2 separate regions of the Mus musculus genome follow, and region 1 is linked to region 2. A link is a loop called in an ENCODE intact Hi-C map of the cell type or tissue named here. Cell type or tissue: left cerebral cortex. All regions are shown on one strand.

Region 1 (5,000 bases), 210 kb after region 2:
CCCACAGGCTCTGAGGTTTCAGAACAATGAGGAATGTGCTTGCTGGTTTATGAACCAGCCAGTTTGTGTGAGAGACACTTTTGTTATTCCAGCCCAAACTCAGTCAACTGTTCTTCAGTTTATATTGTCCACTTGGAAATTTCTAGGAATTAGGATCCTGTGCAGGAATTGAAACAACAACAACACAAAACCTGGCACTTCCTAAGCATGCAACATTCTTACTCCTCAGCGAAAGCTCAGCAAAGCTCAGGGTCCCAAAAGACTGTGTGTAAGTCAGGGAACTATGGGAGCTCTGTGCATGTTACCACATGTGAGCCTTCAGCAAGCGTGGTCAGACAGTACATGACCCGCTTACGTTTGAGAAACTATAATGTGGTCAGGACAGGCATGCACACCGGAGTCGCTGACAAACGTTTCCTGAAAGAAAACATGCACTGGTGCTTTTCAGTCTGTTAGTAGTTAATAAGGGCAGGGAGATAAAGTGTATTGAGTAGTCTTTATTAATGAGTCACACTGAGTTACTTTTCAGCATCAGTTCTTCAGTTAATCAGGTGAACAAGTATGATAAGCTAGCCTGTTTTCTGTGGGAATCTAAATGTAAAATAAATACAAAATACTTCTGTGGTTTAATGAATACTCAATGAAGCATTTTTTTCTGAGGTATTCCTTACGGTCTGGTTTTATCCAAGATCTGTCTCTTTTTTTTGTTTTATTTCCTCAAGAATAGTCTGTTAAACCACACAATGGATCTGTGAACTTGTGAGCTTGGGTATTACACATATTTTTTGATCTCATCATACAATACCAATACAAAAGCACCACCCATGCCTCTCAGTACATTGGACCAAGCACCTTTGAAGAAAGCGTTGGCTCCTTCATCTTTTGCAATCTTCCTCCAGCAGTCAAGTGTCCCCGTGTACATAATATCAGCTGTGGAGACAAACGTGGGTAAGGGCTCCTTTCCTCCCGAGTAACAGTTACCCTGTCTTCTAGCAACCTTAACTCGAGAACTCGGTTATGAAAAAGATCAGTTATGTAAAAACTGGAGCAATCAGACAGTTTACAGACTATGGGGCTAAAACTGGAAGGCGGGCTGAGGAAGGAGTGTCTGTCACACTCTCTGGATAACTTCTTATGGATGAGCGAACGAGCCCTGGCCTCAGATTACACTGCCCAAGATTGTGGAGGATAAAAGGTATGACTGTTGGGGTGTACAAAATCCCCTCACATTTGGTATGTGTGTGAGTGTATATGTGGGTTTTGTTTTTTGTTTTTTTTTACTTTAAGAATGGCCGCTTCATGCTTTTACCTATGAAGCTAAAACTCCCAAAGCAGGATGGTCAAGCCATTTCTCATTTAGCTAAAACATCCCATCTCATTTATACTCCCAATAACTATAATCGGAAGCAGGGGTTTTAAGTGTACAGCTAATTACTTCTTTGCCCTTGCTTATGCACCCAGGCTGTTAATGCTAAATACCTAGGGCCAACTCTAAAAACCTCATTTTGTTACGTTCTTATTTCTTTAATAAAAAGAACAAAATTCCCTTAAGGAAAAGCTAAAGGAGAAATTAGAATCTTGGTTTCTGAAGGCCTGATGAAGACATTTTGCCCTTCAACTTAGAAAAACAAGGCCTCGTAGCACTTGTGAGTGTATGTTCTCCAGGGGTAACACCTAAGATTCACACTTGGGGGAGTTCATGCTTACCCCCTTTCCGGCCAGACTGCATCATCATCCTACGACGAACAGTGTCAAACGGATAGGACACCAGCCCCGCCACCGCTGTCACACTCTGGGCAATCATCCAGCTCACGATAATGTGCACATTCTTGGGGTCTGGCAGCATCCCTGTGAGCAGAGCCAAGAAGCAAATGGCTATCAGGTGCTTCAAAAGCAGGTCAACGGAAGACAAGGCTACGGACCCAACGCCATACCCTGCCCTTCCACAAGAACCAGCTCCTCCCCCGAGGCCCCCTTACATGCAACCAGGCAAAGTTGGCTGCCGCTTTCCCTTAATCCAAAGAAGCTACAGCTCTATTGACACAGAGCTTGCTTCTAGTTCAGCTGAGAGACTAGCAGCTGTGTTGGGTTAGAGGGAGGCTTTGCCTCCTGAGTAGCTCAAAGCCACAGTATTTACCAGTACGGGAGACAGAGGCTCCTTTACCTACTAACTTATCCAAACCACATCACATTACCTCCTCAGAACTCAGGTTAGCTCAGAGGTAGGAAAGGCAACTAACACACAAAGGTCATCATGGAAGGGTAGATCACACAGAATCCTCTCTCCATAACCCCCTCCCCACACCTTCCACCCCAAAGCCCCCCTCTCACCCTTGGCAGTGTCATAGACTCCGAAGTAGGCAGCTCTGTAGATGATGATGCCCTGGACAGAGACACTGAAACCCTGGTAGAGACCCTTCAGGCCGTCCGACTTGAAGATCTTGGTGAGACAGTCGCCCAGCCCATTGAATTCTCGCTGGGAAGATCCCTTGCCCACGTCGGCAGCCAGCCTGGTCCTAGCAAAGTCCAGCGGGTAGACGAAGCAGAGGGAGGTGGCCCCAGCTGCCCCACCAGAGGCCAGGTTACCAGCAAAGTAGCGCCAGAACTGCTTATGGCGATCCACGCCTCCCAGGAAGATCTGCTTGTACTTGTCTTTGAAGGCGAAGTTCAGGGCTTGAGTGGGGAAGTACCGGATCACGTTGGCCAGGTTACCCCTCCAGAAAGAGAGAAAGCCCTGCTCCTTGGGGATTCTCACGACACAATCAATGATGCCTTTGTACTGCTTCTCTGCACTGATCTGTTTGCTGGCATGCTGGACCTAGTTTGGGGTGGGAGGGAGGAAGGGGTGGCAGAGGACAGGCAGAGAGAAGGGAAGACAGAGGGGGAAAAAGGATTTGTATTTCCTCAGTTTTTCTTATTTTTGTTTTGAAAGGATAGGGTCATCCTATATAGCCCAGGCTAGCCTGGAACTAAAAAATCATCCTGTGTTGCCTCCCAAATGCTGGGATTATAAATGTGCACTGCTATGCCCAGGGTTCCTCGCCCATCTTTCACTTTCAAGTGACAAGGGAGAATTCCAATTGTTTTTTAATGTATCAGGAAATCAGTTACCAAGAACATACCAATAAATGTTAGTTACTTGACTAAGCTAAAAAGCAGTCCAATTTCTCGACATTATAAGGACATTTGAGCGAAATTCCCTGCAGGCTTATGGGGAATGGCAATAAAGATCCCTCCCTCAAGGGCTCTTAACATGGTGAGCAGATGACAATGTCCCTGCTTTACTCGAATGTCCCCCGAGACAAGGTTGTCTTAACAGTAGGTGTCTGAAAATTTTCAAGCAGATAATTCAAGTGATTAGTGAGTTACTACTGCCGTGGCCAATCTGTTGGAGCATTTTGTGTTATGTTTAAATGCCCAAACGGCTCTTCCCCATTGAACAGCGTTTGCCTTTGAGATGGATCAGATGATGATGGCAGGCCCCTTCAATGACCGGGGAGAAAATTATATGGGGACAAGATGGCCAAGGCGGTCTGAATTTATCCTGAATATTACTTCTGGATTTCTGCCTCAGTGTCTCCATCTGTGAATACGGGCCAAGGACGATTCCTATCTTGCAGAGGTTATAGGAAAGATGAATGAAATCAATGTCAAGTTATAGCGCAGCGCACGCGACATAGAGCGAACCCCAGTCAATGATTAATCTGATGCTTCAATTGTCAAGGGTGGATGCAGATAAGAAGGTGCAGAGGATGTGGCCAAAGGGTGAGGCCCGCCTAAGAGGCCTTAGATGGAATGTCGCTTGCTGTACCGGGCACAGGATCTGGCTCGAGGTAGACCAGCTTCGGGGTGGGTTTCCATATATAGACACCCCAACGCGGGCGCCACCCGACACCAGGAATCTGCCACTGACGCTGGACCTGTATCTGCGTAGAGGGCACCTTCCCCTTCGCCTAGGCCCCGGGCTTGCGGCCTAGCACAGATTTTTCCGCAGCGTCGCGCGCGCCCGCGCCGCAGCATCCCCGCGCCCCGCCCGCATCCCTGCGCCCTGACGCGCGCGCCCCGCCCCGCATCCCCCCAGCGCCCTGCCGCGCCCCGCTCGCGCCCCCAGCCGTCCTGACCTGCAGCAGCAGTTTGACCCTCTCGATCGGGGCGACCGCCGTCTTGGAGACGGCGGCGGCGATGCCACCTGCCAGGAAGTCCTTAAGAAAGCTCAAAGCCTGATCCCCCATGCTGAAAGCCGGGCGCACACAGCCTGCAAGGAGCCGCTCGTTTGCTCTTGCCTACGCCCGGCCAGGCACCGCCACCCCGAATCCGTCCCTGCACGACGCGAAGGGACCGCCCGCCTGACCGCAGCCCTCCTTATATCCCCGGCTCGGCGTCTCGCGAGAGGAGGAGGGACCCCGGCGAGCGCGCAGCGCGCATTGGCTGGGCTGGTCCCTGGACAGCCCCTCTCCATCCCCCTCCTTTGCAGAGGGCATTGGGGGCGAAGACGCTTCCGGGAGCTAGGGGTGGGTTGGGGGCTGTGCCTGCAGCTTGGGACGTTTAAAGGGCAAATTCATGCTATCTGTCCCAGCGAGCCGAGGGAACACCGTGTCTCTGCTGCATGTGGACCGTTGTATTTATAGCTCACGAGGGTTTAGCCTGGGGACGACCTGGGGACAGAGAGGGGGCCCCTTGATGCTTCAAGGGAAGCTCTTTTTGACCTCGATCTTGCACCACGGTGCTTTTGGCCAAGAAGGTTTCAGGCTTCCACCCCTTCCCGTTGTCAGGGCGTTTCCAACTAGAGCTCCCTGCCTGGATTCGGGCCTCTGCAGAACTCTGCGTTTCTGCAAATAAATCATACTCCTCCCAAATACATACTAACATCTTTTTAATGCCATTATTGCCTCATAGTAGAGGGCAAGCTCCTGTCTCCGACTTCTCTCCATTCAATCCTTGAACCATTCAGTCAATAGAAAATATGTATGCACCGGGCACTCTGCGCCATCAGGGAAAAA
Region 2 (5,000 bases):
CTCACTCTCCCTGTCACCTAAACTCAAGGCACAAGGCAGAGCAGAGCCAGAGACAGCTGTTAGCAAAGAAGCCAGGCCAGGGCAGTGACCTGACAGCAGTTGTTCTAAGTCTGTTGAGTAATCCTGGCCCTATGGAGGAAAGCTAGGAAATACAGCAGAAACCACGGGACTAAATGTTTATAAAAGCTTTGCAATTGACTAAGCTTCATAATAGAACATGACACATTTCCTTTACAGAATTTATAGCACATGCAGTTGTGTTGTCTCATCGATGTCTTAAAAACAAGAGAGCAGAATATACTTTCTTCCTTTTAAGATCAGACTTGGGGAGATGAGTGGGCAGCCAGCAGCTCTTGCCCTTCCTGCAGAGGAACAGAGTTCAGTTTCCAGCTCAGTTCTCAGTGTACACGTCATGGGGCTCACGGCCACCTGTAAATCCAGTTCCAGGATCTGCATCTCATGTACAAATGCACATATGCCCTTAATAATTCTAGGATCGGTTAATCAATAATCAAAACACCAGTCATTATGAAGATGTGGCTGCTTCTCACTTACATACATGTAACATAATTCTAAAGGTTGGAAGTTGAGGCAAATTTGGAAGTATTTGTTAACATTGTATCAACTACATGAGGTACAAATATAAATTGATTTATAGCCAGCTAATTCTCATATGACAGGCTGGTGAGATGGCTCAGCAGATAAAAACACTTTCTGCCAAACCTGATGACCTGACTTTGACCCCTAGAGCCTACATGGTAGACAAGAACCAACTCTTGCAAGTGGTCCTCAGGCCTTCACAATCACAAAATAAATGTAATTTCTTTAGATAATAGCAACATTTTCCCATTCCGGAGCAATTTACTGATTGTCTAGCACAGGATACAAGTGATTTTTCTTCACTTAGAAAATCCTTTAATTACATCAGTATCTGAGTCTTATGCCAAAGTCCTGCTGACAGAGCTTGATATTATACAGTTTCTATTGTGGAGTCTTGTGTTGTAAAGGATTTGTTCTCCTTTCTCCCAAATCTAGGGCTGGTGTGGATGGAAGAGTCCAGACTTTTGGAACAAGGATGCATACTATAACTTATGCCTTCCTCAACGACCTAATGCTCTTTAAATTATCTTGGAGGCAAGACTATGAATATAAAAGAGCTGTTCTAATGTTAATAAAAGCATACATAATTTTAAATCTTAGCTGTGATTTAAAAAGTAGTAAAGAATGCACAGAAATTTTAATTCCTTGAATATTCTTTTAATAAGTTAAGTAAAAAACATGCACATCCAAAATATTGTAGTCATGTAAATACATGTATTCATGAATGTTCTCTTCACTTAGAAGAAAGTTTTCCTCCTCAGGAGTTTCATCATGTGATGAGCCAAAGCAATGGCTTGTAGATCTGTCTGAAGTGAAGCTCTTCTTCAAGCCTCTTCTTTCCTCTTGCCCAACAAGACATCTGTTTTGGAGAGAAAAAAAAAACAAACAAACAAACATGTTGAGACTAAAAATATTTCTAAGGGGACCTGAGAAATGGCCCAGTGGTAGGAGCGCTTGCTCCATAATCATGAGGACCGGAGCTTGTATCCCAGCTCCCAAGCAACAAGACAGACAGACAGACTACAAATGCCTGGCCTGGCCTCCCAGCTCCAAGGGGTCCCAGGTCCTCTCCTGGCCTCCACACACACAGGCACATGAATGTGTGTACACACAAACACACAACCTTAAAAAACTTTTAAAAGAAGGTCTCGTCCCCAAATTCCCACCATACAGGACAAACTTTTGGTCTCTAGAAGCTGGTCAGCAGTAACTATAACCAATGATAAAATTTTAAAAAACAAAAATATACTGGACCTTAGATCAGAGTGCCAACATTAAGTGCAACAATCAAGTCTGCCAGGAGAGCCAATCCTAAGGAGAAAGCAGGCCACACCATGAGGCACTCACCAACACTTTCTCTTCATCACTCCACTCTCCACAGTCCTGAAACTCCGCTTCTGTCTCAGCACAGGAGCACGGGGGTCACGCTCCTGTTGCTCACCTGATGATCTTGCCGTCTGCATACATTTAATCATTGTTAGAAACCTGGCACATTCTGGAAAGCCATATGACCAAGCAAGATCTTCAGCTGTCTGCCCATTCTTATTGCATACGCTGAAATTAGACAAAAATTGAGTTAAGTGAAAATTATTGTTTATTATTTTTCTAGTAGAGGAAATTGGAATACATATCAACACAGGGAACAGGATAAAAGAGGTCTCACACTCTCGAGAACATACATACACATCACACCGGAATTGGGCCAAAGAAAGATCAAGGAAATTAAATTCTGTTCACTGTATGCTCAGTGACTAGCACACCGCATATCATGGACAGTCTATCGTATTTTTATTCCATTATCATATTTCACTATTGAAAGAATCTAACTACAAGAATATTTGGTGTTCAAATTCACTGTATTTAACTATATGGTTCAGTAGATAGCCAGTGAGAACTTCTATAGGAAAAGTCTTCCTGAGCCAAAACTGTAGTAGAATGCCATGAAGACTTGCACCTCTGGATGCCGAACATCTGTTTCCACTTACTCTATTTGATAATATTCAATTCCTGGAAGGATAACATTATATTACCAGTTAGGCGAGTATTATTTTTAAGATCATATATAATTAGGAGTATGGTTAATTTAATCCAAGAAACCACAAAGCCTCAGACCACTGATTTCAGACTCACCCAATCTGGACATCACTGGCCACAAGGAGGCTCAGGCAGTCCAGGCTTCCAACCTTTGCTGCCTTGTGGAGTGGAGTTTCTCCCAAGACATCCTGTAAGACAAGACTGCACATTAGGGTCTCCCTAACATTCTGTAGAAGCCAGTGGGCAAAGTAATACCAGCTATTTGAGGGAGCCAGTGAAAACTACCTTGTAACAACTGGATTATTCCACTAATTGTATTTTTCATGAAGTTCTCTTGCTGTGCTAATACAAAGTTTCCATTAATAAAAACATGCCATCATATTTGCACACATTAAAAAATTAAGGGAATGCCAGCACACTATAGAGTTCTATAGAAGCCAAAGGTTTACAATTAAAAACTTCGTCACACTCTAATGAAGATGAAGACTACTGGAAGAATTGATGGTGGGCATGTTTCCCACATACTATTTCCTGGTTGACTGGAACTTGGACAATAGCAAGTACTTTTAAAAGTACAGTAAATACATGCTATATATATATATTTGAAATGTGGTTCGACTTCACTGAGCTATGCCATAAAAGTAAAATACACACTGAATTGGGAACCGTGGTACAAGAGCAAAATAAAATACACATAAATCATTGCTGATATAATTACATACTGAAAGAGTATTTGGGATTAGATTATTAAAAGAAATCCCATGGCTTGTTTTTGTTTTATTAATGTGGATACTAAAAAGTTCCAAGTTACCATCTTGCAGTATGTATTTTTCTCCTGGAAATTCCTATATGCCTGTTTATACCAACTGAAACGGACATCTAGGAAATGTCCGTGCAGACACTGGGTGGAGGAGAGGGTTGTACATAGCAACAATCGGTTACCTAGTTACCTGTTGGTTGAGGTCAGCACCTGTTTGCAGCTGCCAGAGAAGAAAGCACGCAAGGCCGCCACCTGCAGCTAGGTGAGCAGGCGACTGCTCCTGGGGATCCGGAGGTGCGTTCACTGATGCTCCTGTCTCCAGCAAACTCTTAAGGTCATCCTCCTGCAGGAAAAGAACAGCTTGTCACTGTCCTGTCCCGCTCGAGCCCTCTGAGCTGAAAATCCACCCCTCCACGGAAAAAAAAAGAAAACAAGATCTGACAAGGTTTGACTTGGTAACCCAGCAGTTTGTCACTGTCACGTTTGTTAGAGCTCCTAAGACACACAGACCTCTGGGAGATCTAGCCTGCAGGACTTAAAGGGGCGAGAGTCTCACCTCCAAGTTGCAACTAAGCAACAGCATCGCCCACCTAAAGCAGATGACAAGTGTCCCCGGGAGTTCAGAGAGGCAACACTGGCCGGTAAGAATGCAAGGGACTGCCCCAGTTCGGGAGAATTTAAAGCTCTCGGGAACCTGCAGGGCCGCGGCTCCTCCCCGCCGCTCCCCAGCCTGGGAGCGTTCCCACGGCCTGGTTCTGCCCAGCGCGATGTCCCCAGCCCCGCTGCGGCCTCACGTACCCAAACACTGACATGTGCAGCCTGGAACCCCAAGCAAAAGAGGAGGGGGCGGAGCCTGCTGCGCGGCCTGCCAGCTGATTGGCCAGGCCGACCTCCCCCTGGGTCCGCCCTGTTGGGAGCGAAGCCCAGGCGGCCGCAGCACGCGTGCGCAGTGAAGGTGGTGGGCGAAGAGGGTGGAAGGCCTGGCCTTTGCGCTTTGGCGGCGGCCATGATGCGAGCCGAGCTAGGCACGTACTGCTGGGTGGAGTCAAGCCCTTTTAGCCCTCTGGAGAAGCCGCAATCGCCGGTGCATGGCTTTGTGACTGAGAGCACGCACGTAGCCCGGAAAAGAGGGAAGCAGAAGTAGCCCACACCCATCCACCCCCGCAGGCCCCGCGTCCTCCACCTCCAGCTTGGTCCGAAGGTGCTTCCTCCTGCCCCACGTCCTCCGCCGCCGCGCGCGCCGCAGGATGCTTTGGAAGGGGATGCAGCGGTGGGGCGTTAGAGGGCATGTCGATGAGACTGTGACGGAGGGTTTACCATAGGAGATGCTCTCCCAAACCCAGTGAATTACCTATCAGTCAGTGTTGCCTTTGTGAGCAAGGTGGCAATTCCTGTGAAATAAGCCACCCATTGTCACACGTCCCCTGAGGGTCCGAAACCCGTCCTGGTTCCGGCAATAGCTAGTAAATACAAGGAGTTTGCCAAGGGGATGGCCCTCACTCCGGTTATTAGGAATAATAAGAATACGGAAAGGAAAGAACAAAAGATTACCGTGAAGAAAGCAGCCAAGTGATTTAATGTTAGTGATGTGATCTGCTGACAGCAT

The links. A loop is a pair of places that touch in the nucleus more often than their neighbours do. Peaks named below come from ENCODE experiments on the same cell type or tissue, not always from the same donor. Only the 100,000 strongest peaks of a DNase experiment are listed, where the experiment ranks them.
Region 1: a loop joins it to region 2, with 6 times the contacts of the local background. A loop is called at or near these places in 1 of 42 quality-filtered maps.

The regions. Positions count from the first base shown.
Region 1 is chr8:46,206,691-46,211,690 of GRCm38, forward strand. Slc25a4 (solute carrier family 25 (mitochondrial carrier, adenine nucleotide translocator), member 4) reads right to left here and starts at 4,372. Exons shown (of 4, transcript NM_007450.5): 1 at 4,122-4,372; 2 at 2,332-2,818; 3 at 1,708-1,848; 4 at 478-930. The coding sequence starts at 4,232. The coding sequence ends at 773. In left cerebral cortex, no CTCF peak of the experiment used is centred here; DNase peaks (open chromatin) are centred at 985, 1,867, 2,618, 3,286 and 2 more places; H3K4me3 peaks cover 3,676 bases; H3K27ac peaks cover 3,199 bases.
Region 2 is chr8:45,995,667-46,000,666 of GRCm38, forward strand. It overlaps Ufsp2 (UFM1-specific peptidase 2), which reads left to right. Exons shown (of 12, transcript NM_138668.2): 12 at 1,036-1,292. The coding sequence ends at 1,122. Ankrd37 (ankyrin repeat domain 37) reads right to left here and starts at 4,184. Exons shown (of 5, transcript NM_001039562.1): 1 at 3,951-4,184; 2 at 3,585-3,737; 3 at 2,731-2,822; 4 at 1,948-2,154; 5 at 1,242-1,459. The coding sequence starts at 3,977. The coding sequence ends at 1,459. In left cerebral cortex, CTCF peaks have their summits at 2,738 (motif pointing right) and 3,644 (motif pointing left); DNase peaks (open chromatin) are centred at 3,712 and 4,315; H3K4me3 peaks cover 2,048 bases; H3K27ac peaks cover 1,617 bases.